Linked DNA regions of Homo sapiens: all the other regions are linked to region 1. A link is a loop called in an ENCODE intact Hi-C map of the cell type or tissue named here. Cell type or tissue: mammary epithelial cell. All regions are shown on one strand. Links, peaks and the distances in the headings refer to the core of each region. The heading gives the core; the rest is flanking DNA.

The links. Hi-C counts contacts between places; a loop is a spot of excess contacts. Peaks named below come from ENCODE experiments on the same cell type or tissue, not always from the same donor. Only the 100,000 strongest peaks of a DNase experiment are listed, where the experiment ranks them.
Region 2: a loop joins it to region 1, with 2.5 times the contacts of the local background. A loop is called at or near these places in 8 of 110 quality-filtered maps.
Region 3: it touches region 1 in a loop (2.9-fold over the local background); 4 of 110 quality-filtered maps call a loop at or near these places.
Region 4: it touches region 1 in a loop (4-fold over the local background); 16 of 110 quality-filtered maps call a loop at or near these places.

Annotation. Positions count from the first base shown.
Region 1 is chr6:27,292,666-27,300,241 of GRCh38, forward strand. It overlaps TRQ-CTG5-1 (tRNA-Gln (anticodon CTG) 5-1), which reads left to right and starts at 2,768; the gene lies at 2,768-2,839. TRS-GCT2-1 (tRNA-Ser (anticodon GCT) 2-1) reads left to right here and starts at 5,331; the gene lies at 5,331-5,412. It also overlaps the pseudogene TRS-ACT1-1. In mammary epithelial cell, for the core only: no CTCF peak of the experiment used is centred there; DNase peaks (open chromatin) are centred at 1,266, 2,816 and 3,766; H3K4me3 peaks cover 1,625 bases.
Region 2 is chr6:27,185,590-27,193,165 of GRCh38, forward strand. No RefSeq gene overlaps it. Among named protein-coding and RNA genes, the nearest start is that of TRI-AAT5-2, 12 kb to the left of the region's middle. RefSeq lists a cis regulatory region at 2,753-3,639 and an enhancer at 2,848-3,413. In mammary epithelial cell, for the core only: a CTCF peak has its summit at 3,421 (motif pointing right); DNase peaks (open chromatin) are centred at 2,992 and 3,422; H3K4me3 peaks cover 1,303 bases; H3K27ac peaks cover 1,175 bases.
Region 3 is chr6:27,502,320-27,509,895 of GRCh38, forward strand. It overlaps TRS-TGA4-1 (tRNA-Ser (anticodon TGA) 4-1), which reads right to left and starts at 3,590; the gene lies at 3,509-3,590. It overlaps TRS-AGA2-4 (tRNA-Ser (anticodon AGA) 2-4), which reads left to right and starts at 720; the gene lies at 720-801. TRD-GTC2-7 (tRNA-Asp (anticodon GTC) 2-7) reads left to right here and starts at 1,425; the gene lies at 1,425-1,496. RefSeq lists enhancers at 131-410, 591-640, 3,323-3,402 and silencers at 1,441-1,560, 3,513-3,944, 3,523-3,582. In mammary epithelial cell, for the core only: no CTCF peak of the experiment used is centred there; a DNase peak (open chromatin) is centred at 3,472.
Region 4 is chr6:27,234,505-27,242,080 of GRCh38, forward strand. TRI-AAT5-3 (tRNA-Ile (anticodon AAT) 5-3) reads right to left here and starts at 3,140; the gene lies at 3,067-3,140. It overlaps TRV-AAC5-1 (tRNA-Val (anticodon AAC) 5-1), which reads left to right and starts at 1,005; the gene lies at 1,005-1,077. RefSeq lists silencers at 969-1,018, 1,029-1,078 and enhancers at 2,837-2,916, 3,753-4,253, 3,917-4,206. In mammary epithelial cell, for the core only: no CTCF peak of the experiment used is centred there; a DNase peak (open chromatin) is centred at 3,057; H3K4me3 peaks cover 1,074 bases; H3K27ac peaks cover 460 bases.

The sequences.
Region 1 (7,576 bases), core at 1,140-5,139:
AGATGAAGTCTCATTGTGTCGCCCAGGCTGGAGTGCAGTGGCACAATCTCCACTCACTGCAACCTCCACCTCCCAAGTTCAAGACCTTCTCCTGTCTCAGCCCCTTGAGTAGCTGGGATTACAGGCATGCACCACCATGCCTGGATAATTTTTGTATTTTTAGTAGAGATGGGGTTTCACCATGTTGGCCAGGCTGGTCTCCAACTACTGACCCAGATGATCCGCCCACCTCGGCCTCCCAAAGTGCGGTGATTACAGGCGTGAGCCACTGCTCCTGGCCAACTACTACACATATATTTTTTAAATTATTATACTTTAAATTCTGGGGTACATATACAGAACATGCAGGTTTGTTACATAGGTATACACGTGTATAGTATATGTAATACTATACATATTTTTAAAAGAATGAAGAAAACTTGTCTATTCTGATATGGAAAGTTTGCAAAAGTACATTGTAAGTAAAAATTTAAAAAGGCAAGGGACTTAAAAAGTGTATAAAATGCCACTATTCATGAAGAGAAAAAAGAAAACACTTGTGTAACTTTGTCTATGTATTCAAAATCTCTGGAACGATAAACAAGACATTAAAAACAATGGTAAAGCTTTTGGGAAACAATGGCTGAGTAGACAACGATTGGGTTTAACGGCCCCTGGAATGGTGACTAGAACCACATTTCTAGCATTTTTCAATACCAAGGTCTTCGAAGCGACCTTTGATTTGAGGTCACTTTAGGAATCTGAAGGAACACATAGGAAGACTCCCAAATTGAGGATCTAGACATAAGAAACCTGGGACGATCTCGATCATGGGACCATCGAGAATCAGACTCGTTGGGAATATCCTTCAAGTACCAATTTGTATGTTGTATTAGTGAGCGGCTTTTACGAAGCAAAGACTCATTAATATTTCACCGAATCTGATTCATTGTCTGCATGTATTGACTAGACATTCAGAAGGCAGCAAATATTTCCATAAATTGCTGGGCCATTAGCCACAGTTTGAAATGTTTAAGCGTCCTCTTTCAAGTCTACGAATACAGCCATTTTGCTTTGTTTTTGCGTTAAGAGGAAATTTCTCGTTATTTCTATTAAGACTCTAAAGCAACTAAGAAATTGTTCCTCCCTGTAAGACAAACAGGAATTACGTTGAAGAATTTAATACTTTCACGGAGAAGGGGCGAGGATGCGGGTGAGATGAATAACAAAAGCACAGATTTGCGGTCGGCCGGTTAGCTCAGTTGGTTAGAGCGTGCTGCTACTAATGCCAGGGTCGAGGTTTCGATCCCCGTACGGGCCTTTGGCTTTTTCCCCCCTCGAGAAATTTGGTTTTCATGCTCTAAGATGATTCAAATTAACCGTCCCCATTTCTTAACGAACCTAGAACCTAAGTTCGTTTCCGAATCATCTGAAATGCTACATCTCCCCAGGTAATAATCTTCTTCTTCTTCTTCTTCTTTTTTTAAATGTTCTTTCTGTTTCCTCCAGGAATAAGGGTTGGGGACAGAAAGCTGTTCAGAGCAGAGACCTCCAAGACTGGGAGCCTGCTTAATGAAAGGGGGGGGGGGCGGGGAAGAGTTCAAGGAGTGGAAAAATAACTGGCATTTTTTTTAAAAAAATAAAGCTTATTTGATTTCAGATTTTCCTTCCAAATTAGTCCTGAAACCTACCTTCTTTCTCAAATTGTAGAGACACAAGATAAAGAGAATAAATCCTTAGAAGGTTGTGGATATGTGTCTCTGAAAACCCTTTCGAATTTAACTGACAGACGACATTGTCCTGTGAGGAAGCTATCACTTTAAACAAGGAACACAGACTTTTTGTTTTGTTTTGTTCACAGAAACCGATTCTGTGTGTGTGTGTGTGTGTGTGTGTGTGTCTGTGTTTGTGTTTTCACATGGGCTCCTGTGTGTGTCACAAAGGGATATGCGAGGGAGAAGCAGGGAGTTTTCTTTGTGTCCGTTTGGAAGTTTACCCTGCACATATTTCTCATTGGTGAAGGGCAGTGGAAGGACCAGGGGAGCTATGCACTGTCCTGGGAAACTCCAGAGGGACCTTTGTCTACCCTTCCCCTTCTTTCCCTGAGTTGCTATCCTAGGGTTGCTGGGATCTTCCTCTAACCCAGTAGTTCAAGTGCATTTATTTCAGCTTTCTGTAAACAGCAAAGTGGCTCCCCTGTGACTTCGGTAAAATCTTTCCATAACGTGTCCTTAAAAACGCTACATGTTACCCTGGTAAAAACGATTTTTGAGAAAATAATTAGATCTATAACGAAAAGGAGTAAAGCATCTCAGGTATCTGACTCAAATTTCTCACCTGTAAAATAGAGATTATGGGTCCCATCTCACAGCGTGGTTGTGAGCCTCACAGGTAAGGTAACAATAGAAAACACTTGTCACAAAAACTGGCACACGGTAACCTGGCATACTGTGTGCCTGGCACCTGGCACACAGTCTTGTTTAACAATCTCACTTGTCTACCATTGATGAAATAGAGGCCGAGGCCCGGGGCGCCAAGCTCCTAAAGCACTTGAAAGGAGTGGTTTAGGATTAGAGGACTCCTGACAGTTGGAAGTCAACGTTTTCCATTAAGACTGTGGTGTAAAAGGTGTTGAATGTAGGCATGTGGCAGGTAAGCGTCTTCTTGACTTAATCCTCCAAGAGGAAAAGCAGAATGCACCCATCACCCAAACTATGGGGCGGAGGGAAGGAACCTAAAGTGGAGAAATAGGTCACCTATGACTTTAGGAAATGCTAGTTCAGCTTCAGGTTCCATGGTGTAATGGTTAGCACTCTGGACTCTGAATCCGGTAATCCGAGTTCAAATCTCGGTGGAACCTTGGATTTAGTCCTCTGCAGTCAAATCCCCATCGTCTCTCCACAATCTATACTGTTGCTCATACAAATCACTCGACCAAATTTTATTCCTGGTATTTCCACGTCACATCTCTTGAGCGGAGTATCTTTAGCTGCCAACCAAATAATAACTTTCTTTTTGCTGCGCACAATTTGTTCTTTGGAGAAAAAAGAGAGAAGCCTCAAAAGGAAATGCACGAGGCAGTCGCTCGAGTCCTGCTGGAACTGCAAATCAAAGTCTCCAGAAAAGATCTGCAAACAAGTGAGGAGACAATAGATAGGAGGCTAGTGAGAAGAGAGAAAGGAAATTTGGTGATAGTCACGAACAGAGAAAAGCTGGGATGGAAACTGAGGAAAGGACTTACCCACTAAATGGGTCTGGGAGAGGTGACAGTCGCCGAAGCCGAGAGAAAACTGTCCTCAGACAAGACCACAAGGGGATAGAAGCTCAACTTGTGAGGGCTGGGCAGATAGAACAGGTGACGGGAAAGATACAACTGGCGATAGTCAATAGTCAATAGAGATAGATGCTGTTTCGAGTTTGCACAAGCAAGTTTTACTTGGACAGAGAAGAGGGGGAAATGAGCTGAAAAGACTCCCTTTCCCAGGATAACAGAGTTTACTCTACGCCCTCTCCCCGCCAATCTCCCCAGCCACCAACCTCCCGCAGCGTTTCCTAGTGAGGGTTCCCTGAGCTCATTGCTGGGCGCTCAGCAACTCGGCTTTCTTGGCATTTCCGTCTGGGCATGGACAAGCTCCTGAAGAAGGGGTTTCAGAGCTCGGACCCTCTTAGACAGATTGTAGAAGTTCAGTCACCCGGAAATTGCTGGGGCGGTTTGGTTTTGGAGAGAGGCGGGGACGAAAGAAGAAAGCTGTGAGCGAGGAGAGAAGGCAGGGAATGTGAACAGGAAAAAGCTCTTGCGCTAAGGAATGTCAGAGAAGCCAGCGCCCGGTGCAGCCGAGAAGCTTAGCGACAGGGTTGCTGGGCCGGAGACCACGAGATCCTAGAGGCTACAAAGAAACATTTCCCCATATGTGTCTCCCCTACCGCGCACTAGCTCCCTATGGGATGTGAATGCTCCCTACTTCCATCTTCCCCTGCAAATCATTCTCGCCTTTTAGATAATATCTTACCGTGACAGAACAACTGGAAATGCTGGTGTCTCCAAAGTCTTCTGTAAACAAGACACAGAGATGTGTGTCTCAATTGCGTATTTTACACGATTTTATGAAGGAACTGACAAATTCCTCATTTACTTCCGACTAATAACATTCCATTTTTAACAAAACGGAACGTACATATTGGGCCATGGAAAGTTAGTGTTTTCATTTTTTTTTACAATTATTGAGACTCGTAGGAAAATTCTTGGACTTTTATCAAATATGAATACAAATACAAATATGGATATCCGTAAAGTTATATATTTTACGTCCTCCCAAATCTCCTGCTCGCCATCACTTTTATTTATTGCTAAAATTTATTTATTAAATTTAGATAAACGTAATGAGAATGTGTTGAAGATTCCACTTTAAATAATGCACCTTAAATAATCATAAAAACACCTTTTGGAAGGCTCGGACTTATTCAAAACCACAATCTACTGATCTTTTTGTTGTTAATTCCACTGAACCTTTCTTATTCCGGCTATAAGAAGTATTTATCCGCGGACAATGAATTGATGGAGAAAAAAATATTAACAGCCATTTCACTAAAAGATGCATTTCCAATGCAACTCTACTTTTCGTGTATTCTAAATTACTTACCAAAATCGTTGATTTGTGTTTGTTATTGTGTGCCACCATTGAATGTAAAGGTAATTCAAACCAGAAGAAAAACGGTGAAACTCTTGGGGATTTATGGTCAATGGACATAAAAAAAAAATTAGAGGTTTCAATTTATATAAGTATTTTCCGTTGCTGTCAGTTATGATAGCGTTTTTAAGCATAAAAATACATAATATTGGGATAAAATTCTGTGGCAGAAACAGAAAAGAAATACATTGGCAGCAGAAAAAGGATTCCCCCCACCCCACCCCGCCGCCTCAATTTTCAGCTGCTTAGCCTTCAGTAAGAAGGACTGTAAGGCCTAACATGAGATCTGAGGAATGAGTAATGAACTAAGGCAGGTGAAGTGAGGGCAAAGAGAAGAGTTAAAAGAGTGCTGAGGGTGGAAAATGAGAAGGAGAGCATGGAGCTTGGGGAGAAAAAAAATTCACTGTAGTTGGAAAGCTAGAATGGATACGGAGGAACGATGACACTCAAGACTGGACACACGGGCGCTGGGCACGATCATTAAACTGTAAAAGGTTCTCCATATGAAGGTGGAAAGAACTTGTTTTGCGTAAGAATTCTTTAAGGAGACCACAGTTTGAAGGACATTACAATACATATCAACATATCACCATAATTAAATTGCAAGTCTTCGTCAAAAGCAAGCCTTAAAGGAGTATCCCAAAAACACATTTTCCCCAGAAGGACGAGGTGGCCGAGTGGTTAAGGCGATGGACTGCTAATCCATTGTGCTCTGCACGCGTGGGTTCGAATCCCACCTTCGTCGACCGTTTTCTTTAAGAGGGTAACCAGGTTTTTGTCGCAGGTCTGAGTTGCTCTCAGAAAAGTTATATAGATTATCTACAGCTTTCCTCCTTTTGCTTCCTCTCATTTCTCTCGACCATCTATCAGTTTTATTTCCTCCTGAGGTTCAAAGGAATTCTTGAGGATCTGAGTGGAATTACTCTCCATTCTTAGATTACAATTTACTACATCCGGCACGTGGGCTGCGGGCATTGCCTGCACCTGAAGGGCTCTTAGCCAAGATGTCCGCATGGTGCAATGGATCCCTTGCTCCACTCACATAGTGCCTCATGTTGCAAAGCGAAAGAACCAAAGGCGTTGGTCAGACACTGATAACCTCTCCTTCTCCGAACAATTAACAGAAGTTTGTGTGTCACCTTCCTTTCTATTTACATATGAACGAGTAATTTGTACCTTTGCTTATTGTCCAAGTAAAGTGCTTTGGAATCTCCTGTCTTGGATTTGCTTCAAAATACTAGTTGGTGTTGGAGAGCAGCAGAGAAAACAACATTACAAAATGTTGTTAATTGTTTAAGCTGGTTGATGGGAAGTTGAATGTTCGTTATACTAAATCTTTTTACTTCCTCAAATTTTTACTAAAATGTTTTTTATATATTTTTTTTTTGGACAGAATCTTACTCTGTCGACCAGGCTGGAGTGCAGTGGCGCCATCTCGGCTCACTGCAACCTCTGCCTCCCTGGTTCAAGCGATTCTTCTGCCTCAGCCTCCCGAGTGGCTGGGACTACAGGCGCCCACCACCACGCCCAGCTAATTTTTGCATTTTTAGTAGAGGCGAGGGTCTTGCCTTTTTGGCCAGACTGGTCTCGAACTCCTGACCTCAGGTGATCCACCCACCTCGGCCTCCCACAGTGCTGGGATTACAGGCGTGAGCCATTGCGCTCAGCCTTTTTAAACTTTTCACCCGGAAATAATTTCAAACTTAAGGGAAAAAATTAAGAATAAGAATAGTATAAAGACCACCCATATACCTTTTATCAGGATTCACTTTTAACGTTCATTCTCTCTCTCTGTATGTGTTTATATCTGTGTATGTTTGTGTGTGTGTCTTCCAGAACATTTACGAGTAAATTATATATATTATGTTCCTTTGCCCTTAAATATTTAAGTGAGTACTTCCTAAAGGAATATTTTCTTGTGCTATAGCCATAATATAGTTACCAATTCAGTATATTTAACATTAATATAATTTTTTATGAATTTTCTAACCTGTATTCCATTTTTTTCAATTGGCCAGTAATATCCTTTATAGTATTTACCCCCTCCAGTTCAGGAATCTGTCTAGAATTGGGTGTTTTCCATATCCCTTTAGTCTCCTTTAACCTGGAACATTTTCACATCTTTCTTTGTATTTTATGACATTGACTTTTTGAAGAACCTGGTAACTGCTCACATTTTTAAAACATAGAACATTTCTTATTTGGGCTTTGCGTGATTTTCTACCCTCATAATTGGGTTCACATTATGCATCCCAGAGAATAGAATGTACATGGCATGTCGTTCTCAGGACTATTAAATCTGGAGACATGCAATGTTCATTGCCCCTCATTGCTGAGGTTAATTCCAATCACACAGTCAAGTTGATATATGTGTATAGTTTCCCCCTTGCAACTAATAAGCAATCTGCGGGAGATGCTTAAAGATCATACAAATAACTTGCTCCCCATCAAAATTTTCCTCTAGAGTTAGCATCTATTGATAATTCCTACTTGAACCATATTTACTATGATGGTTGCAAAATGGTGTTTTTTTTCAACTCCAGAATTTTCTTCACATTTACCAGTTTTTACTTTGGCATTCTATTGTAATCAAGAATCCCCCTTGGCCGGGGGCTGTGGCTCACGCCTGTAATCTCAACACTTTGAGAGGTCGAGGCGGGCCGATCTCAAGGTCAGGAGTTCAAGACAAGCCTGGCCAATATGGTGAAACCCCATCTCTACTAAAAATACAAGAAAAAAAAAATTAGCCGGGTATTGTGGTGGGAGCCTGTTGTCCCAGCTACTCGGGAGGCTGATGTAGGAGAATCGCTTGAACCTGGGAGGTGGAGGTTGCAGTGAGCCGAGATTGCGCCACTGCACTCCAGCCTGGGTGACAGAGTGAGACTCTGTCTCAAAAAAATAAAATAAAA
Region 2 (7,576 bases), core at 1,174-5,173, 110 kb before region 1:
AATCAGGAGCAATTTGTCAATTATACCAGAGATGCCATAAAAGGAATAGCTGAACAGTTAGACCCAACGAGCCAGATGGCCTGGGAAACTAGAATAGCCCTTGACATGATGTTAGCTGAAAAGGGCAGACTTTGTGTCATGATCGGGGTCCAGTGTTGTACTTTTTTATTCCTAATAATACAGCCCCTGACGGGACAATCACAAAAGCCTTGCAAGGCCTTACCACCCTAGCAAGTGAATTAGCGGAAAACTCTGGAATAGACGACCCCTTTATGGGCCTGATGGAAAGGTGGTTTGGAAAATGGAAAGGACTCATGACCTCAGTCTTTACCTTCCTTGCGATTGTTACAGATGTACTCATCCTTGTGAGCTGCTGTATCATACCTTGTATTCGTGGGTTAACCCAAAGGCTCATAGAAGCAGCTCTTACAAAAACCTCCCTCACCTTTCCCCCTCTGTATTCAGATAAGCTCTTGCTCTTAGATAATCAAGAAGAACAAAAAAAAAAAAAACAAATCCTGTTGAAGAAATTTGAAGAGGAAGAACTATAAAACAGAAGAGGGGAAATGGTTGGGACAACTAAGTTGCTCTTCAAAGACTCAACTTTCTGGTCATAAGTTGTAAAAGTTGTAAATCAATCCTACCCCCCGCTCCCCCCCGCCCCACCTCTTCTTTTCACAAATGGTGGGTTTACCCTATTTGGAAAAGTTTAAGTTTTAGCCAGTCAGGATCAGCTTAGATTGTGCAGTCCAACCCCAGCCAACAGGGGAAGAACATAGAAACAGGAACTGCGTTAGTATTAAAAACTCCTTCCCGCTTTTGTTCGTTGTGCTCTTGCGATTGTAACAGGTGCAAGCAGCACTCTTCTGCAGAAGTAAAGGTGTCTTGCTGAGGAATTTTCTGTCTAAGCGTGAGTTTCTTTGGGCTACAATGAGCACTTGTTTCCAACGATAGGGAGGAGGCGGTAAATATCTGCCCTTGCGAGGGTTCCTTTCAGGCCAGGGCCTGATCCACCCGTGGGCAGTGGTAAACCCATAGAGGAGCCAGCAGAGCCCCGGAGTCACCCCGTGCCTGCTGTCTTGTGGACCCTACAATTCTCCCATTTCTTTTATACTTTTCTACTCCTTTGATTCATCCGAAGTTATTGACTCATTTACTCTCTCTCTCTCTGTCTATATACAGGTATGTATCTCATACTTGAAGGACATTTTTTCCCTTTTTTTGTTTTGTTTTTGAGAAAGGAGAGCCATATCTTTCGATGAGCCAGGTCAACTATTTACTTATTTTTGTTTTGTAATTTGTAAATTTTGTTTTTAATTTAAAGATAGGCACAAGATTGGCTGGCGCGGTGGCTCACGCCTGTAATCCCAGTACTTTGGGAGGCCGCGGCGGGGAGATCACGAGGTCAGGAGATCAAGACCATCCTGGCCAACGTGGTGAAACCCTGTCTCTATAAAATACAAACAAAATTAGCCAAGCGTGGTGGCACGCACCTATAGTCCCAGCTTCTCGGGAGGCTGACGGAGGAGAATGGTGTGAACTCGGGAAGCCGAGGTTGCAGTGAGCTGAGATTGCGCCACTGCACTCCAGCCTGGGCAACAGAGCGGGACTCCATCTCAAACAAACAAACAAAAAAAGATAGACACAAGATCATGTTTCTTATCTTTAGCACACTTCATTAACTCTGTTTCTGCATCTACCATGTGAAATAGTAGTTGTCTTTATTTGCTTTGTTGACTAGTAGAAATTTGATGGAAGATGAATGGTAAAACCAAAATTATTTTTTTACTACAGTACTTCTCGGTGGTACCTTCTCTTCTCTTTGTGCTTTACTGCCCCTCCTGCAGCTTTCCAAACCCTGAGAGATTGAGCTCTGCTGACCCAACAGGGTGTCAGCTGTTTGGGTTGCTGGACATTCTCTTGAAGATACATTGGGAAAAAGGCTTATGGGGCCATAAACTGGCAATAAAAATATGGGAGAGTAAGTTGTGGAAAGCCACAAGAGGCCTCTGAAGAGGAAAGCCTTCTTATCGCCATTATGTTCCCATGCTCTGAGTGCAACCTGCTCTCTTATCTATAAACACTGTGTTCAAGAAGAAAGACACTCCTTTGAAGCGTTGGAATGTAGACAGACGTGCAGGCTCCTAGTTAAGCCCGCTCCCACTAGCTACTCTCCAATAAGTTAAAGATACGCTGTTTGGGCACAAAGGAGATTCATTTAAACCGCTATTGCTATAGATTACGCCTGTAACACGCTGCCTCCCTTTCACCATTTCGCCCTAAATGTCTGCTTTTTGGATCTAAGTGATTGTACTCAATAAATAGTGTGGAGACCAGAGCTGGGCGCCTTTTGCAGCCTCCATTTTGCAATTGGCCCCCTGGCCCCCACTCTTTATACACTCTTAACCTGTCTCTTCTCATTCCTTTGTCGCCACCGGACTTTAGGTACCCTAAGGGTGGTATTGAGGCTGGTCCCCAACATTCTGGTGCCCAACGTGGGGCTCGAAAGAATCTGATGAAGGAATGCTCGAGCGTGTGAAACGGAGGGCTGATGGACGAAGGACTCCCGAGGACGAAAAAGTTTTTAAGCTCTGCAGGTAAGCAGGGCACTTGGAGAAAGCCAGGGACACAATGGGGAAAACTGAAAGTAAGTACACCACGTATTTGAGCTTGCTAGGGCGGCTGTTGAAGCGTGATGGCGTAAAAGTTGGTACAAAAAATCGTATGAATTAATTTCATGCTGTAGAACAATTTTGCCCTTGGTTCCCTGAACAGGGAACTTTGAAATTAAGAGATTGGGAAAGAGTTGGAAAGGACCTTTAAAAAGCACGTAGAGAAGGAAAGGAAATTCGTTTGCCTGTTTGGTCAGTTTGGTCATTGGTGCGTGCCGCACTGGAGCCATTTCAGACAAATGATGAGGCTGAGTCAGAGGAGGAGAAGGAGGAGTTTGATAATCAGGACTCTGAAACGCCTCTACCGAGTACTAGCCAAAAGGAGAGTCCGGAAGTAATTTATGCCAATCCCCCCAGTCTTCCTAAACCTATTCAGAAACTCATTCAGCTCAGGGTTCCTCAAGAGGAATGTCCGGAATGGCCACCTCCTCCTCAGCCGAGTGAGTGCAGGCGGAGGGAGCCTGAGACTCCGCTGCCGAGACTCGGCTGGCCGCGCTCATTATTGCCCGACCCGCAGTTCATTATGGAGAGGGGGTAATTCAGGTTCGCCCTGCAGTTCATTACAGTGAAGGAGCAATTTCCCTTAAAATGGATGACCCAGCGCCCTGTCTGGGTCGAACAGTGGCCTAAGGAAAAATTGGGGGCGCTTTATGAAATAGTTAAAGAACTACTAGAAAAAGGATATATTTCACCCACTTTCTCTCCTTAGAATTCCCCAATAGTTGTAATTAAGAAAAAGTCCGGTAGATGGCACATGCTGACCGACTTGCGAGTGGCCAACGCTGTAATTCAACCGATGGGAGCCTTACAACCTGGGCTCCCATCCCCCACTATGCTCCTTAAAGACTGGCTGCTCATTATTATAGATTTAAAAGACTGCCTTGTTTTACAATTCTTTTAGCAGAGGCAGATTTCGAAAAATTTGCCTTTACTGTCCCTGCCATTAAAAACAAAGAACCTGCAGCCAGATATCATTAGAAGGTTTTACTCCGGGGTATGTTAAACAGTCCCACAATCTGTCAAACTTTTGTAGGCAGAACTATCCAGCCTGTTAGAGATCAATTTCCAGATGTGTGCAGCAAAAAATAGAGATCAACCTATTCAATGTTATTCATCTTTACAAAAGGCAATTACAAACGCTGAATTGCGTATAGCACCTGACAAAATTCAAACAACCACTCCTTTTCAGTATTTGGGGATGCAAGTACAGGATACAGCCATTAAGCCTCAAAAGGTTCAAATTTAAAAAGATTATTTAAAAACCTTAAATGATTTTCAAAAATTGTTAGGAGATATTAATTGGATTCGGCCCACCTTAGGAATTCCTACTTATGCTATGTCTAATCTCTTCTCAATATTGAGGGGAAATTCCAACTTACAAAGTAACAGAGAACTAACACCGAGGCCATAAAAGAGTTAAAAGTAATTGAAGACAAAAATTCAACAAGCCCAGGTCAGTAAGATTGACTCAGACTCGCCTTTACAATTCATTGTGTTCCCTACTTCACATTCCCCAATGGGGGTTACTGTTCAAAATAATGATTTAGTTAAATGGTCTTTTTTTGCCACATAATACCATAAAAACACTCACAGTATATTTAGATCAGATGGCAATTCTAATTGGACAGGCTCGTCACGAATTGTTAAACTTTGTGGCACTGAGCCCAATAAGATTATAATTCCAATAAATAAAAATCAGGTAAAACAGGCATTTATTAACTCAGTTACATGGCAAGTTAATTTAACAGAATTTGTTGAATGTATTGATAATCATTATCCTAAAAATAAAATTTTCCAGTTTTTAAAATTAACTACATGGGTTCTTCCAAAAATTCCTTGTGATGCTCCTTTGGAAGGAGCTGTGACTGTTTTTACTGGTGGGTCTAGTAAACATTAAAAAAAGCGACAGTCTGGTGGAGACCACATAATCCAATCACTCGATCTGAATTTACTAACATTCAAAAAGCTAAGGTTATTCTGTTTAATTATTAAAGAACTTTTACAGCCTTAAGTTCGCTCTGGAGCCCAGTCTGTGTGTTCTTTTTCTTCAACTTCAGCAATTGCTAAACCAAGATACACATCCTATTTTTATTACACACATTCGAGCTCACAGCTCTCTGCCTGGCCCATTGGCTTACGGCAATAATCAAGCAGACCTTCAGGTTATGACATCACTGCTTGACCAAGTCACCCAATCACATCAATTTTCCCACCAAAATTGAAAAACTTATCTAAATAATTTCAACTTACACAGAGGCTGGCTAAGCAAATTATCCTACAATGCCCAGATTACCAGCTCACAAGCACGTCCCCTCCTTCAACAGGTGTTAACCCTAGAGGATTAGAACCTAATCCATTGTGGCAAACAGATGTTAAACACATCCCTAAATTTTGGAAACTAAGATATGTACATATATCCATTGTTACCAACATTCATCTAATTATTACACATTAAAAAAATAAAAGAAAAAAGTAAAGAAAAAAGACTAAAAGAGACAAAAATCAAAACAAGATGCAAAAAAAAAAAAAAAAGACTGTGAAAAAAACGAAGTAGAGGCCGGGAGCGGTGGCTCACGCCTGTAATCCCAGCACTTTGGGAGGCCGAGGTGGGTGGATCACGAGGTCAGGAGATCGAGACCACGGTGAAACCCCGTCTCTACTAAAAGTACAAAAAATTAGCCGGGCGCGGTGGCGGGCGCCTGTAGTCCCAGCTACTCAGGAGGCTGAGGCAGGGGAATGGCGTGAACCCGGGAGGCAGAGCTTGCAGTGAGCCAAGATCGCGCCACTGCGCTCCAGCCTGGACGACACAGCAAGACTCCATCTCAAAAAAAAAAAAAAAAAGTGGAAAAAGGGAAAAAAAATCGGCTGGGCGCGGCGGCTCATGCCTGTAATACCAGCACTTTGGGAGCCCAAGGCGGGCAGATCATGAGGTCAGAAGATCGAGATCATCCTGGCTAACATGGTGAAACCCCCGTCTCTACCAAAAATACAAAAAATTAGCCAGGCATGGTGGCAGGCGCCTGTAGTCCCATCTACTTGGGAGGCTGAGCCAGGAGAATGGCGTGAACCCAGGAGGCAGAGGTTGCAGTGAGCCGAGATCGTGCCACTGCACTCCAGACTGGGCGACAGAGCGAGACTCCATCTCAAAACAAACAAAAAAAACTAAGAAAGTTATAAAAATGTACCTTTAGTAAAAAAAAGTTATAAAACAAAAATTTAAGACATGTTAAAAATTGTCTGTGAAAGTCGTGAAAAATGTTATTAAAAAATTTATGCAAAAAAGGTTGTATAATTTTTGTTTCAAAGGTCTAAGCAGGCCGGGCGCCAGTGGCTGACGCCTGTAATCCCAGCACTTTGGGAGGCCGAGGCAGGCGGATCACGAGGTCATGAGATCGAGACCATCCCGGCTAACACGGTGAAACCCCGTCTCTATTAAAATACAAAAAAAATTAGCCAGACGTGGTGGCGGGCGCCTGCAGTCCCAGTTACTAGGGAGGCTGAGGCAGGAGAATGGCATGAACCCGGGAGGCGGAGCTTGCAGTGAGCCGAGATCGTGCCACTGCACTCCAGCCTGGGCGACAGAGTGAGACTCCATCTCAAAAAAAAAAATTAAAAAATAAAAATAAAGGTCTAAGCAAGTTTTAAAATGATAATTGTAAAAAATTATGTGTGTAAACACATTTGCTAAAGTTAAAAAGGTATCATCCACTTTTTCTATAAACTAAACATTAAAATAAAACACAAGTTTTTCTGTTTTTTTATTTTTATTGTTTTTTGAGACAGAGTAGCTGGGACTACAGGCGCCCGCCACCATGCCCAACTACATTTTTTTGTATTTTTAGTAGAGACGGGTTTCACCGTGTTAGCCAGGATGGTCTCGATCTCCTGACCTCGTGATCTGCCCGCCTCGGCCTCCCAAAGTGCTGGGATTACAGGTGTGAGCCACTGCGCCCAGCCCACGAGTTTTTCTTAAAACACTAACCTGCTCTTTAAAGATTGTAAAAAGTCTCTTAGCGCAGGCACCACCCCTAAAATTTCTAGTATCAGCCTAAAGACTATGTCCTCATCAAAGGATGAAAAGAAGAAAAAAAAATTCAAGCAAGCCTAAAAAAGACTCTACAGAAATTGCAGCCTCAACAATGTGACTTCCACAAACAACACAGGCCCCAGACATTACGCTGAAAAAACAGAAGACTAAGCCAAATAATTTATTCGTTTTTAATTATCTCATTTTGCCTACTACCTATACCTGCTACACTCTATTAAGCTCATATCTTAAATCTGCCTTTCTTCTGCCCTGTTACTTTAAAAAACACCCCCTTCTCAGCTTCTAATAACATAACTGCTTGGCTAAAATAAATTAACATACCCCGAGTGGGGTTCCTCATTAATAACATATAGTGAACTAAGATGCCAAGTAACACTACAGGTCACTTTTTGACCGGAAAAAAATGTTGCTAATTATACTCAGGTTTGTCTTCTGTTATTTACTAATGCTAGGATGCAAAGCTGAAATAAGAGCAGTGAACTCCTCACCTGAAAAACCTGTGGCTACAACAGACCGAAATTATACCTATTGGGCAGATGTCCCATTTCCATCTTTAATTAGGCCTGTCACTTGGTTGGAACCCCCGGTTGAGGTTTATGTTAATGATAGTGTTTGGATACCTAAGCCTACAGATACTCATAGGCCCTCTCACACAAAAGAGAAAAAAATGTTAATAAATGTGTCCATAGGTTATTAGTTCCCCCCTCTTTGCCTAGGGCTGGCTATCAGTTGCCTAAAAGGCTACTGACAACATTGGCTAGTTAAAATTCCAGGTCATAATCAAAGACCAGTATCCTATCATTTATTGTCTGGATAGAGCCTGGATCATTCACAGAGTTTGGTTCAATTGAAACAG
Region 3 (7,576 bases), core at 1,868-5,867, 210 kb after region 1:
TAAATAGAACTATTTATGTTCGCTATTTTGTGGATTAAAGTTTACACACATTTCCAAGTAAAACGATAAGAATCTAATTCTTTAACAGCTGCATAGTACCCTGTGATAGGAATGCATCACACCATTCCCTTACTAGTTAGCATATTTACATGCTATATACAAACAATGCCACAGTGGACATCCTTGCATCGTAACTATGTAAATCATGTAAATCACCAGCTGTTTCTGCCCATTTTCCACTTTGATCAAAGTGCTGATTTCCCACAAGTTATGCAATCTTCCAAAGTGTCCAGGGCTATCGGAAGACAGGCTGTTCAAAGGCAATAGATAAGTGGGGGCCGTAAGTTAGGGTCTCAGTCCACTTGTTAATTAGCAAAGTTTAGTTCCAGTTGCAGAGACTCCACTGCCAGAGCTCAGACCACAGCCTACTTCCGGGCGCCGACGGGAGCTCGCTCACTGTTTACTAACGTGAAGTTTGTATTCTTTGTTTGGAACGCTGATGATGCTCATCCTCACGCGGGAGTACTCTCATTCCAGTGCTCTTGTCCAGGTGGCACAGGAGGTTGGCTTTTTTTGCTTTTTTTTTTTTAACCAAACTCTCGTTGTACCTGAAAGTTTGCGTTCAACTCACAAAGCCCATTTTCTTGTACCTAGATAGTAATTATCCTGATTTGCATTTTCTCATGTCTATACCGTGAAAAAAAACGTTGTGATTCTGTGTAGTCGTGGCCGAGTGGTTAAGGCGATGGACTAGAAATCCATTGGGGTCTCCCCGCGCAGGTTCGAATCCTGCCGACTACGAGTTCGAGGTTTTAGATAATTAACAACAGAAAATTTAGAAGAAAGAAATTTAAGCCAACTCACGTGTTGCGAACTGAATTTGTTTGGTACTTCCCCGATCCTGAAACCCCACAACAATGGAGGGTGGAAGTTACTGAATACCTACTATTTTCATAAGATTATGGGTACCTTAATTAGCAGATACCTAGTCATTTTCCCGTTAGCGGTACCTTTGTACGGTTCTTGGGGACGCCTCTCGTTTCCCTGCCTTCCAAACCCTCCTGAAGCCTATACCTGTTACAAGTCTTGATAGTGCTTTCCTCTTCATGGAAATTTAGTCCTAGTCAGAGGTCCAAGTCTTTGGTCAATTATCAGTTTCTGTGGAATCAATGGTTCAACTGCTTTGGTCACCCGGTCTCGCTGGTTGCAAATGACTAGAAACACTGTCAGAGATCTCGACACCACCACAATCGAAAGACCAGGCTGTCCTGACAGACCCCGTCGTTTTGGCTTAGGCGGCAGATTAAAGTGTAAATTCGCCAAGTATAATCAATTTAGTAGAATACAAACTTACAGACTTAAAAAAGTGGGCAAGAATACTTAAGTTTATTAGAGGTAGTCAAAACTCGCTGACGCAGAGTTCTTCCTCGTTAGTATAGTGGTGAGTATCCCCGCCTGTCACGCGGGAGACCGGGGTTCGATTCCCCGACGGGGAGAAAAGTTGCTTTTTGCATCTTCTGCCCACTGATGGCCCCTACCTGGCTCTGAGAGCAGAGCTGCGGTGGGACCCCTCTGCCATTCCTCCTTAACTGCCAATGGACCCTCTCGACTTTCCTCACTCCTAAGACCGCTGCTCTGATCAGAGAAACATTCCAGTCAATTCTGAAACCTCAAAGTCACAGTTACTTTAAGGCCCATAGGAGAATCTAGGTTTAAATGACACAAAATGTACTCATTAAAAGTTAACGAGAATACAGTTGTCTAGCATCTGCCTCTTATTTGCATGGTCAGAAAGCTCATGTAAATGTTCAAGTCCTCCATCCTTCTAGACATCAAATCTTGGAATGAAGATATCGACAAGGCCCAGCTGGGGGCTCGTGTATGCCCCAGCTGCAATGGCTGACCTGGGCAACTCCAAACTATAGAATCCACAAGATGTCGATCAAATGTATGAGGGAAGATGACAAAGTGGCCACAGACTTTTGAGGAGATTCCCAAGTTTCAGGAGCACATGAGGAATGTCAACACTGCTGCTTTCAACAATATCTGAAGCTTCAGGCAATGTGTTAGTGAATGTATGTCAGATTTAAAATAAAAATTGAGCTACCTGAAATGGGGGGGGGGTTACTTAAAAAGCCATAGCAATCAGGACAATGTGATACTTGCTCAGGGGGTGTAAATTGGCTCAATCACTTGCGAGAATGACTTAGCATTATATATTAAATCTTGAATGTATACATGTACTGTGACTCTGTAATTCCACCCATAAGTATATCTCTCCAACAAAAATATTTATTTATATTCACTGAAATACATGTACAAGAATATTCATGGCAGCACTAGTTATAATAGCCAAACTGGAAACAATACAAATGCCTCTGTGGAGGAATTGGACTTTAAGAAGTGCCTTGACATCAGGGGCTGATTTCAAAGAGTGGAGATAGTGGAAAGTTGCCTGTCAGAGCAAGAGCAAGGGCATTTAGGGGTTGCTAAGACAGAGGAAACTCAGAATAAAAGTGGGCAAGAGGGGTGAGAACATTCCTATATTTGGCACCCTGCTAGCTTCTCTTTTGTTCCATTCCTTCAATCTCCTGGCCTTTCTCCTCTCTTCCGTTTTCTTGTTTTTCCACATCTTTTCGTCTTCTCCCTCGACCTTTTCTTCCCAACTTTATTCTGTATGAGAACCAAAGTACTGAGTGTCTGAAGTTACACTGTTTCCTGAATCTACTGTAAAGCCCAGATAAGTGTTCTTGGTCTTTGAATGTGCTGGAGAAGATAGGAAGAATAGACTGGGGCCAGAGAACTTCACCTTGAATTTTTCTAAGCTGTAAGATGAAGACATTTAACAAAATCAATAGAATAAAAATAATAAGGGCTTGGCAGCCAGAGGCTAGCTTTAACATCCACTTCCTGTGGTTTAATAAACCTTTCCCATTCTTGGGCTCTCGAATTTTTAGGCCGAGAAGATACAGTGTGTGTGGTACTGTCTACAAACCAACGAATTTATATTGAAGCTACAATCACAATCATTGTTATTGCTGCAAAACAGGTAATGCCTTGTTGCTGTTGAATGACAGTCCCTAAACTTGGGCTAACAAAACACTTAATACACTATAGGCAAAATCTTCACACACCAGACAAGCAACTTAGACTTATCTACAGAGAAAACTCGATGGAGTCTGACTTCGATTCTCAGAGCTTGTAGGTGAGGAAAAGAGAATTGCCTTCCTCAAATCAGGATTAACGTTAGGTGGTGTTTACACCACAGCAATAGATTCTCTCTTACTCGAGACACGGTTGTCTCGGATGTTGGAGGAGGAGGAAAGTAATGGACTCAGAGAAAGAGGTAAACTACAACGCAGGGTTAATAATGATGATGACAGCTAGAATGCAGAGTTCAACGCAGTGTTACCAAAGGAGATGACACAATTGTAATCCAGGAGACTCAGTTGCCTTTGGGGTGCAATTAGAAGGAAACTATTTGGGAGAAGTCAGGCTAAAACCAAACCGTAGCCGACAGGATTCGAACCTGCGCGGGGAAACCCCAATGGATTTCAAGTCCATCGCCTTAACCACTCGGCCACGACTACGCACCTGTGTAGTGCTCTTGGTTTAAGCTTTTGAAGATGTGAGCAGTGTGCCATTCTTGGGTAGTATGGTAAGTAGATACTACAGTAAAAGATGTTTTGGTGCCTGGTTACTAAGTCTAGTAACAAAGAATTTTCTAGGTGCATTAAGAGCTTCCAGCTTTTAGATGAAATAAGTCATCCATACTGAATTGGAATTCAGTTGAGAAAAGTGGAGTTCAAAGGAGCATTCTGAGACAAGAGACTTGGATTTTCTCTCCCCCTAGAACTCCACTTGCTAGTCACGGTTGATGCACCTGTTCACAGGTATTTGTGAGAAACCAGCAGAAAGGGAGTTTGGAGCTGAGGGTCTGATCCTAGTAGCTTCACAGCCTCAAATGACAATAGCACAGGAAACCTGCTAGAGGAAATTTGAAGGAATTATGACCTTGGAGTCATTTGCTTTTGCTTTCAGTATTGAATACTAAACCAGAAATATCTTCAACAGCTTTGAACTGCTTTGTCCTTTCTCTGGCTTAAAGAATTCGTTGAAACCCAATTTGAGCAGGGGTGCAGGATGAGAAGGGGCAGGGAAGACCTAGCCCTCGTGGACCCTCTGAAGAAAAAGTTGATGGGAAGGTCTCCATCCTCTCAGGAAAACTCACTCCTTTTCACCTTCCCCAGGGAGGGAAGCAGGCAGTCCCAGGAGCCAGGGGAATATGGAGAAGCTTAGATAACATGTTTTCCAAAATTTTGCAGCTTGAGAACATTGTCTGTCCCTCCTAACGTAAAAGAGCTTGTGAATGCCACATTAAATCTAGCTATATTAATACCTTTTTACCCCCTAGGATTAAAGACTGTTGGTTCAGGAAAACACTGCAGAACCAGGCTTTTATTGTTTATTCTTTAATGGGGAATCTCAGGGATTACAGCTTTGAGTTCTGGGAATTGAAATGCTTGGCCAAAGTACCACCAAGTAGATTCAGACAGACTTTCAGATACAAACGAGAGAATCTCTTTTACACCTGAGACCCTCGAACTCTCTTGCAGATACAGTTTTCCCACATGCATTTTCGTTTAGGGCAGACAAAAAGGCAGTTGCTCCTGAAGTGAATTGCATTGTGTTGCCCAGAAAGATATGTTGAAATCCTAACCTGTGGTACCTGTGAGTGTGACCTATTTGAAAACAGTCTTCGCTGATTTAATCAAGTTAAGAGAAGATCATGCTGGATTCAGGTAGGCTCTAAATCCAGTAATCCAGTGACTGCTGTCCTTATAGGAAGTGAGAAATTTAGAGACACAGACACATAGTCACTAGTTCAAAAGCTATGTTGAGAGGGAGGCAGAGACTGGAGTGATGCAATTACAAACCAAGAATGCCAAGGATTTTCTTCAACCATCAGGAGCAAGGAAAGAGGTCTCAGATTTTCCCTCAGAGCACCTAGAAAACAACCAACCCGGCCAAAATCTTAAGAATAAATCTGTCTTTTTAAGTTACCCAGTTTATAGTAATTTGTTAGGGCAGTCTTAGGAAACTAATCAGCTCCCTTACCCATGTTCTTGGAACAAGATCCTTGCTGTTGCTGCCTTAGCACTTCTCCATTCCACCAGGAAGCTCGTGCAAATGGTGACTCACTTCTTTTTTTCTTTTTCCTTGAGATGGAGTCTTGCTCTGTCGCCAGGCTTGGAGTGCAGTGGCAGGACCTTGGCTCACTGCAACCTCCAACTCCCTGGTTCAAGAGATTCTCCTGCCTCAGCCTCTCGAGTAGCTGGGATTACAGGTATGCACCACCATGTCCAGCTATTTTTTTTTCTGTATTTTTAGTTTCATCATGTTGGCCAGATGGTCTTGAACTCCTGACCTTGTGATCTGCCTGCCTCGGCCTTCCAAAGTGCTGGGATAACAGGTGTGAGCCACCGCGCCCAGCTGACTCACTTCATTTTGAAGAAAACTCACTTAGCGAAACAATCCAAACTAAAAGAAATCATTTATGTTCAAAGACACTTAGGATATTTTGTTATAATAATGAAATAATTAAAATAACAAACATTTCCAACAATGGGAGGGAAGATGATTACATAATATAGGTTATATCTACCTGGAAAAATGCTACAAAGCCAATAAAAACGATGTTTTGCAACTCTTACTAGTGGATAACAAAAATAAATAAATAAATAACAGTATTTTCGAAAAGATTGTGATAGTTCAGGCAAGAAGCATGTGATATAATGTTAAATGAAAAGAGGAGAATTTTTTAAATGCATATATTGTATAACCTCAAGTAAAATTTTTGCATTATACGTATTTGGGAGGTGTGGGAGAATACACCAATGCATTACCATTTGTGTCTGGGTTGTAGGATCATAATGGGTTTTTTTCTTTGTTTTTCTACTATGTGAAGCAAACATCATTATTCAGGTTTAAAAACGAAGGGGCAGAAATAGTATTTTATTGCTGGAACAGGGAAAAGGTAGTCCCTAGACACAAGCACTTTGATGTTACTCAGTAGTCAAACATTTGGCTCAAGTGGTCACATTGTTCAAGGGGACTTCTGGTTAAAATGGTAGTGAAACCCAGGACTTTATTTTTGCTTTCTTAAGATGCCCATAAGTTGACAGTAAAAGCAATTCAAAAATGTGTAAACCTACAATGATTAAGAGAGCATGAAAGCAAATAACAGACAGTAAAAAACATTGTTGGCTTCCCAAATTAAAGTAGCTTGATGCAATGGAAATTTCTGTCTTTTTTTTTGAGACGGAGTTTCACTCTTGTTGCCCAGGCTGGAGTGCAATGGCGCCATCTCGGCTCACCGCAACCTCCGCCTCCCGAGTTCTAGCGATTCTCCTGCCTCAGCCTCCCAAGTAGCTGGGATTACAGGCATGCGCCACCGCGCCCGGCTAATTTTTTGTAATTTTAGTAGAGACGGAGGTTTCTCCATGTTGGTCAGGCTGGTCTCAAACTCCCGACCTCAGGTGATCCGCCCGCCTCGGCCTGAGATTTATGTCTTACTCATGTAACAGTCGATTGCAGATTTTTGTGTCAGCAAAGAAAGAGGAACCTGTTTTGTGTCCTTGTGGTGATTCAAGGTTCCAGGCCTCTTCCATCTTATGAATCTATTATCCCCTAAAGCTTGGGAAAGTGCACACTTCTTAAAGGCCTGGAGAAAAACAAGCTACTTGCATTCATGATTTATTGATTATAACTAATCATATGGCCTCACTGAGGTGTAAGGAGACCTGGTAAATACAGACTTTGGCTGGGTAGCTTATTCCCACAGACAACAGTGTACTATGGAGGAGGAAACATGAATTTAGGTGGATACCACAGTTATCAACAAAATTTGGGAGACAGAAGGGAGTTGGATAAATAGTAATTGAATTAGAGTGGATAAAGCTGAAACCTAACTGTTTGCAAGGTGGGAAGCCGACAATAACGAAGCTGACATCACAGATTCCTGGAAAGGCTTAAGAGTTGGAAGAACTGGCCGGGCGCGGTGGCTCATGCCTGTAATCCCTGCCCTTTGGGAGGCCAAGGTGGGTGGATCACGAGGTCGGGAGTTCAAGACCAGCTTGACCAACATGGTGAAACCCCCGTCTCTACTAAAAATACAAAAATTAGCCAGGCGTGGTGACGTGCGCTTGTGATCCCAGCTACTTGGGAGGCTGAGGCATGAGAATCGCTTCAACCTGGGAGGCGGAGGTTGCAGTGAGCTGAGATCGTGCCATTGCACTCCAGCCTGGGGAACAGAGCAAGAGTCCATCTCAAAAACAAACAAACAAACAAACAAACAAAAAGAGTTGTTAGAATCATGTAACCTTAGGCTCATTAGTCTGTACTGCCCCTCCTTCATAGAGGGTTTATTTTGGGAAAAAAAGCTCCGGAGATGCTCTTGACTTAAGGATACCAGGTATAATTGAAATTGGGAGTGAAGCGCATGTTGAAAATTGGGAGATGGAATGAAAGTCTCTTTAGGACACCTGAAGCTCCCTTTCTGTTTCAGAAAGTATGG
Region 4 (7,576 bases), core at 1,421-5,420, 58 kb before region 1:
TACTTGTTCTCATTCATTCATTCACTAAAGAAATGTTAATTAATTCTCTACTAAAAGTCCTAAGCCAGAGACTATTAAGTAGCTGGGAATAAAGCAGTGGACACGACAGACAAAATATCCTTTTCCTCATGGAATTTATGTTTTAATTCCTATCAAATAGCTGTTGATGATCAAATATGCTATCTTTTGACGAAAATTTTTACCATAGTTAGCAGAACTCTATCGCTTCTTTAGGATTTATAAAATCTAGCCTACTAGATGCTTTTCACTATGCTAAGGATGAGATAATTATGGATGAGGAAGCTTATCCTCATGTTCATATATATATATGTATATAAAACAGCAAAAAATACATAGTGTGAGAAGCATATATACATATATATACATATGTGTAAATATACATATGTATTTATTACCAATTACCATGTATGATATATAGATATTTGCTCATTGGTAACTGATCCTAATGAATACGGTTGTTCTGTCTTGATTTTAAACTTCCCCTTACACACCCAAGCTATTTATTTCTTGTTATACGCCTTTGCATGAACACTGCGTCTGCCTTTTGTTTCAAACCTCAAGAAAGAGTCTCATTTAGGAGTAAGCGGGACTTTGAATGAATCTCACTGACAGGCTGCTAGCATGAAGAAAAAAATACTCGAGGTCACCAATATCCTGCTTAATTTTCAGTCATCGAGAAATGAACATTAGAGCGTCTTATGAGAGCAGAGAGCAGAGAACATACCAAAAAAAAAAAATGAACTGAAATAAAATTTCCCGAGAGACTGCCTGATATTTCCCCGCCCTGTGCTTCTGAAGGAATTGAAGCTTCAGGAGAAGCATTTGCTTGATTTCGAGTTGTCGGGTTTTAAACTATGTATTCTAAGAATTAGAAAGTGTAGGGGAAAATATTACCCCTCTGCCAAAGATATACCCTGACGGAACGGATAAATTTAAAGTTCATTTTAACTAATTCAAAACTGAAAAACACTCTCACTAAGCGAGTTTCCGTAGTGTAGTGGTTATCACGTTTGCCTAACACGCGAAAGGTCCCCGGTTCGAAACCGGGCAGAAACAGAGCGTAGTTTCGTTTTTTTGGTTGTTTTTTTTTTTTTTTTTTTTTTTTTTTTTTTCTTCTCTTGAGAAGGAGTCTCACTCTGTCTCCAGGCTGGAGTGCAGTGGCGCGATCCCGGCTCACTGCAACCTCCCACTCCCTGGTTCAAGCGATTCTTCTGCTTCAACCTCCCTAGTAGCTGGGATTAGAGGTACGCACCACCACGCCCAGCTAATTTTTGTATTTTTAGTAGAGACGGGAGTTTCACCATGTTGGCCAGGATAGTCTCGAGCTCCTGACCTCGTGATCCACCCGCCTCGGCCTCCCACAGTGCCGGGATTACAGGCCTGAGCCAGCGCGCCCGGCCCATAGTTGTTTTGTGAAATTCTGAATCTGTTTATATATATATATGTGTGTGTGTGTGTGTGTGTGTGTATACACACACACTATATATATGTTTTATATATATATAAACATATATATAAACATTAGTTATATATATATAAACATTATATATATATAATTTTTTTTTGAGACGGAGTTTCGCTCTTGTTGCCCAGGCTGGAGAGCAATGGCACGATCTCGGCTCACTACAACCTCCACCTCCCGGGTTCAAGCGATTCTCCTGCCTCAGCCTCCCTAGTAGCTGGGATTACAGGCATGCGCCACCACGCCCGGCTATTTTGTATTTTTAGTAGAGGCGAGGTTTCTCCATGTTGGTCAGGCTGGTCTTGAACTCCCTACCTCAGGTGATCCGCCCACCTCGGCCTTCCAAAGTGCTGGGATTACAGGCGTGAGCCACCGCGTCCGGCCCAGAACTGGTTTTCAATCAGTTCAATCTGTCAGTAACAATCGCTTCTGTGAACACACTTTTGAAAACCAATCAGTGTCTGCTCCTGGCTTCGGAAAGTGAGCTGATCAGGGATGGACTCACTCCAATAAACATACCTATGAGTGCCGACCAAACAATGGCAGTCTCTGACAAGTAACCATGCTCCCATAGATTATATCAACCTAATGAAAAAAAGATCAGCCATCTGTTCTGTTTTCAGGGACTGTGTTTTACAATATAGCTCTCCCTCGAATGAGCTTTGATTTTGTCTTTTTAAAGTATTGAGCGGTGGTTTCGTCATCCTTTGAAAATGACCCTTTGTCAGATCTGAAATGTCTAAGTTTCGTTTCTTGCTGGGATTATTTTTACCATTTATTTTTCACATCTGTAATTCTGTGTATTCTATAAAATGATATAATCTTTACAACCACTTTGTTTTGCTGTAAATGTAGACCTTGGCAGGCTTTTGCTCCTTTATATATGTTTATCAGTCAGACTGGGCAAACAAAATCCCAATGTTTGAAAACACACTCTAATGGCGAGTCTTCAACAGTCACTCCACAAATATTTACCGAATGCCTACTCTGTCTTCAGAGCCATTCTGAGACCTGGTGATCTGGAAGAAAAAAGAAAAAAATTATGTCCTCAAAGACGAAAATTCTGATGAGAACAGACTGAGAATTTAATATGAAAAAAAGGAAAGCAAAATATGTATGCATTGTTTCCCATTGTGATTATCTTAATAAAAAATATCAATTTCAACAGTGTCCAAAGATAGCTCCAGGGGTGAGCAGACCATCAGGTAGAGGAAGCACGTGACAGGCACAAGCAGACTCCATAGGCTGGATCCTGAGAAAGGGACCAAAAAAACATGGAGTTCGGATGGACAGCGGGCATCAGACACACATCCAACCCCAGTGCTACCCCCCTCTCTAACACCCTCATTTTCTTCACTAAAATTTCTGTCTTAGGGCGTCATGTCACTTGTTCCATAAGATTTTCTTTTTTCTTTCCCAAGCTCCTTTAGAGGAGTGCAAGACTGAAATGGGTAGGTGTGACTGCTGAAGAAGAAATGGCATCATTTAATTCCGACTTTAAATTGAAGAAGCTGTTATTTCCGATGTATAGCTGGATGTGAAGTGACTGCGGCAAAATCGGAGAGAGAAGGTGAGAACCCTCGTGGCCCGTACGGGGATCGAACCCGCGACCTTGGCGTTATTAGCACCACGCTCTAACCAACTGAGCTAACCGGCCACCCGGAAAACAGTTGTTCTTTCAATTTTAAAAAAGCAAAATGTTTGTTGTTTTTGTGTTTCTTTAACACTAAAGGAAATTCTTTTCCTCTCCTCAAAGGGATGTCTTTTAAAATAATTTTAATTGCGACTACGTAATATTGTTTCTTCAAACTTCTGTTGGTGTTTTGCATTTTCCCTTCCTGCACTCCCGCAGGGAAGAAGGAAAACAAAAACAAAAACAAGGACAAGGCCAAAAACTCTACCTCCAGCAGAAAGGAACTTCGCCTCTCCCGTGGGAAATGAGATTTTCTCAAACTCACCTATTCCGCCCGGAGAAAATACTACAGAGAACCATTCACGAGAGGGGCTTCCTTCCTTTTGACCTTGGGAGGGGTCCAGAGACCCGGGGGACGATCTGGGAGCAGAAGCTGGTCGTTCTGAGTTTTCCATCCAAATGGTTTGCTTATGAAATTGACTCACCACGCGGAATGGCTGGTGGATTTGGATCGCGGCATGAGGAATCCGCTCCATAATGGAAGGAAGAAAATCTCCGGCAGCTATGCCTCGCGGGTTCATAAGGACTGGAGAGTTACTCCTTCTCTCTGGCCCCCTCAAAACGCCCGGTGGTATGTCTGTTGCTCCACTACGCGTTATTATAATTAACTGCTTGTGTTACTCTTTGTGCTGTCTTGCTCTTCATTCTCCTGGTACCTCGGGTGCCCGCACAGCATGGTAAGCTGCTCAATAGTTCAATGAATGGGGAAAAGGTGTGCAGAGGTCATTTCTGCTGATTATCAAGACTTCAATTCTTCGAAGTGGAGCACGAGGATCCTCTAGGCGGCAGGCAAATGTCATCAGGAGTCTCAACGTCTTCCCCCCAAAAAACAATATTTTCAACAGAAATCAATTTACCTCCTCATTGGTGGTGGAATGGGAAGATGGTGGAGAAAGCTGTCCTTTAATAACAGCTCGGAGGTCTCCGTTCTCCAACAAAGGACTTTGTGCATACCTTTTCTCTCCCAGTTCCCGCCGCTATGGCTGTTGGAAGACTAAGGACTTCCACTCAGCCGGGCTTCGGCGCCTCTTCCTGTCCGGGCGCGGCTACGGTTCCTGGTACACATTCGCTGCGCCTCGGGCAGCCTAAGGGTGCTCAAGTTCAACAAGGTCAGCACCCAGTTCTTTTCAGACAGGGAACACACTGGCGATGCAAACAGGGTTGAGCTGGTTCAGGTATGCATGTGTTGAAATAGACAAGTCTGCGTCCTAGAGCCCTAGCAACGATCCCGAACAGGCAGCTCTTTTTCCTGGACGATTTCCCAGGAATTAAGTCTGGCTCAGCTCTAGTTTGGTGTCCGGCTCTAGTTTGGTGCCCAGCAAATAAATTTCGAGAGGAAAGAGGAATTCAGACCATTTCTGGAGTGACAATGGTATCCACGAGCGAGTGCTCTAAATTTTCGGGCCACTTGGAGGTTTCTCGGATTTCTATTTTGAGGACAAAGACGATAACGCTAGCCTCCATGACCCTGCTGAATATCTAGGAAAACCCAAGAATTCGAGGGAGGCCGTGTTGTAATATCTGGTCTGAGTGGCCCTCTTTGGATTTGGAGGCTGTTTCCAATAGACACAAGATAAAAACTGAAGATTTAACAGAGCTTAGTCGTTAGCCAAGTTGGGCCCTTAGGCTTCAAAATATTGTTACCCACCGTCCTCCCCAATTTTTTAAAACTATGTCCCCCCATACACATTTTTGACAAATTAATATGTATCTTAAGATTAAGCAGATGTTTTTCTTTGTATTATAATTATTGACATTTTTAAAAATTAAAGTGTTGCATCATTCTTGAATACGTTGAAGATCATAAATTTTGAATAATGTAATAGTTTTATGCTTAAAATTATTTTAAGTTTTCCATAGCCTACTTACCTGCAACAACAACAAAAATATATATGTACATTACAATCAATTTGGGGGATGGCGCAGGCTTTTTTTTTTTTTTTTTTTTAGACAGAGTCTCGCTCTGTCGTCCAGGCTGGAGTCCAATGACGCGATCTCAGCCCACTGCAACCTCTGCCTCCCGGGTTCAAGCGATTCTCCTGCCTCAGCCTCCTGAGTAGTTGGGATTAAAGGTGCGCGCCACCATGCCCGACTAATTTTTGTATTTTTAATAGAGACAGGGTTTCACCATGTTGGTCAGGTTGGTCTCGAACTCCTGACCTCGTGATCCACCCGCCTCAGCCTCCCAAAGTGCTGGGATTACAGGCGTGAGCCACTGCGCCTGGCCGGCTTTCATTTTTATGAGTTCCTCTGCATTGAATTATCATTAAAATTATTACTTATATACAATCAAGCATAACAATAAAAATATTATGAATTTGGAAACTAATCAGTGAGTATAAAGGTGAAAGTAATTGGATATTTATCGAAATTACACAATTGGGCTTTTATAATTAGTTCGTGTAATTGTTGATAAATAAATGTACACATTGCCATGATAAGTCATTTCAATATTAGTTTTATGCCCAATTTATAACTACTGAGAAAATGCATTTTAGTATACAAATAAATGAAAATAGATCAGATTTTGTTACACAAATGTCTCAGAATTATTTAACAGTAAGTTATTTGCCAAAAATCACATAGTAACCCACAATAAATAATTACATTTTACACTCTATGCTAGTTGAGAACTTGACTAGATTCTCCCTTAATTTGTTTAAACCAAATAATTGGAAACTTCCTGACTTGCTAAAGGATAGTTAATTAGCAATTAGAACAATTCAATTACCCGGGAAAGACTCTTCCCACCCAGGTCTTTCCAATCGTCCCTGTGTTGAAGCCCAGAGTGTTTTGCACTTTGAGCTAAAGAACCTTGGTCATACTGAGAAGAGTGAGAGAAACACGGGGTTTTTTTTGTTTGTTTGTTTTTGTTGTTGTTTGTTTTGTTTTTGAATATAAGAAAGGCCATTGAGAAAATGCACACCTTGATATCAGGAGTGTTCTCAGACAGATCAATTTTAGAAAAAAATCTATATGGTGGTTGATGATAGCGCAGTGGTGCCATCTCGGCTCACTGCATCTTCCGCCTCTCGGGTTCAAGCAATTCTCCTGCCTCAACCTCCTGAGTAGCTGGGATTACAGGCGTGCCCTACCACGCCTGGTTAAATTTTTTTTTGTATTTTTTGTAGAGATGAGGTTTCACCATGTTCGTCAGGCTGATCTCGAACTCCTGGCCTTGTGATCCTCCCGCCTCGGCCTCCCAAAGTGCTGGGATTACAGGCGTGAGCCACCGTGCCCGGCCGGATCTTGCACTTTTTAAAATTAGGTCCTCTTGTGTTCCCAAGGGTAAAATTACCCTAATTTGATAACTGCTGCAGTAGACCACTGGACCTCATTCTCTGAAAAGATACTCACCATCTATCATGTCCCACTACTTTGTGGTACCCATACTCCTTAAGGACAGGTATTATTGAGTGTTTAAGTAATTTCAGCATGGCACTTGGTTAATAAGTAGCCAAGGCATATGAAAGTCACCCCGTTATTGCCTTTGGAAATCAGAATTGAAACATGTTTGAATTTGTGCCTTTGTAATCAGTGGAGAGAACGGGACAGATGTAACTAAACTCCGAGTAACACTAGGAAGTGGAGAGAGCGGGACAGATGTAACTAAACTCTAAGTAACACTAGGAAATATATTAAGCATGCGCATTAACAGGGTAAAAGAAACCTGCTATATGAACTACATATATGTAGGATTTCGGTCAGGGTGGTGGGAGAAGTTATAAGAGAAAATTATAGGAAAAACGCAAACCTTCTTGGAACGCCAGGAGGTTTTGTAAAAGCTTTAGGAAAGGCTTATGGCTGAAGGCAGCCTGATCCTCTTACCTTGAGCTAATAGTATAAAGCAAATAACAAGGAGATGTAAAGAAACTGATCTAGATAAGTTAGTTTACTTAGGCCTCCAACCCTGGCCTTTAATCACCCGCAGGACTGCTCTCTCCAGGGAGGGTGACCATATTAATTAGCCACAAGTGTGTTGACTCAAAGCCTTTGCCATTAAATCTGTACTGAATAAATGCCCGCAGGGCCAGCTTGTCAGGGCCGGGCTGCGTAATCTTTAGAACACCCTCCTCTGTGTGTGCAAGCAGGATGCAACAACTCCTTCTGTGAACGCCCGGTCCCCTAGCCTGCTCTTTCATTGGATATCTGTGTCTGAGTGCATTTTTTCATCCGATGTTCAGTCAGGGTCTGCGGGTCGGACCCGGCACATATACAGTGTTATGTGAAAAGGCTTTTCATGATATCCCAAATCATTTCGAATTTGTGAGAAAAAAACAAAAGTCTTACTTCTGAGCACCTTTGTGAGCGTCTGCCCTGCCATGAAAATAAGTTTCAGTTAGAAGCAAGAAAATGGAGCTCACTTCTAGCTAAACATTTTAAAAGAAAAAGGACAGTAA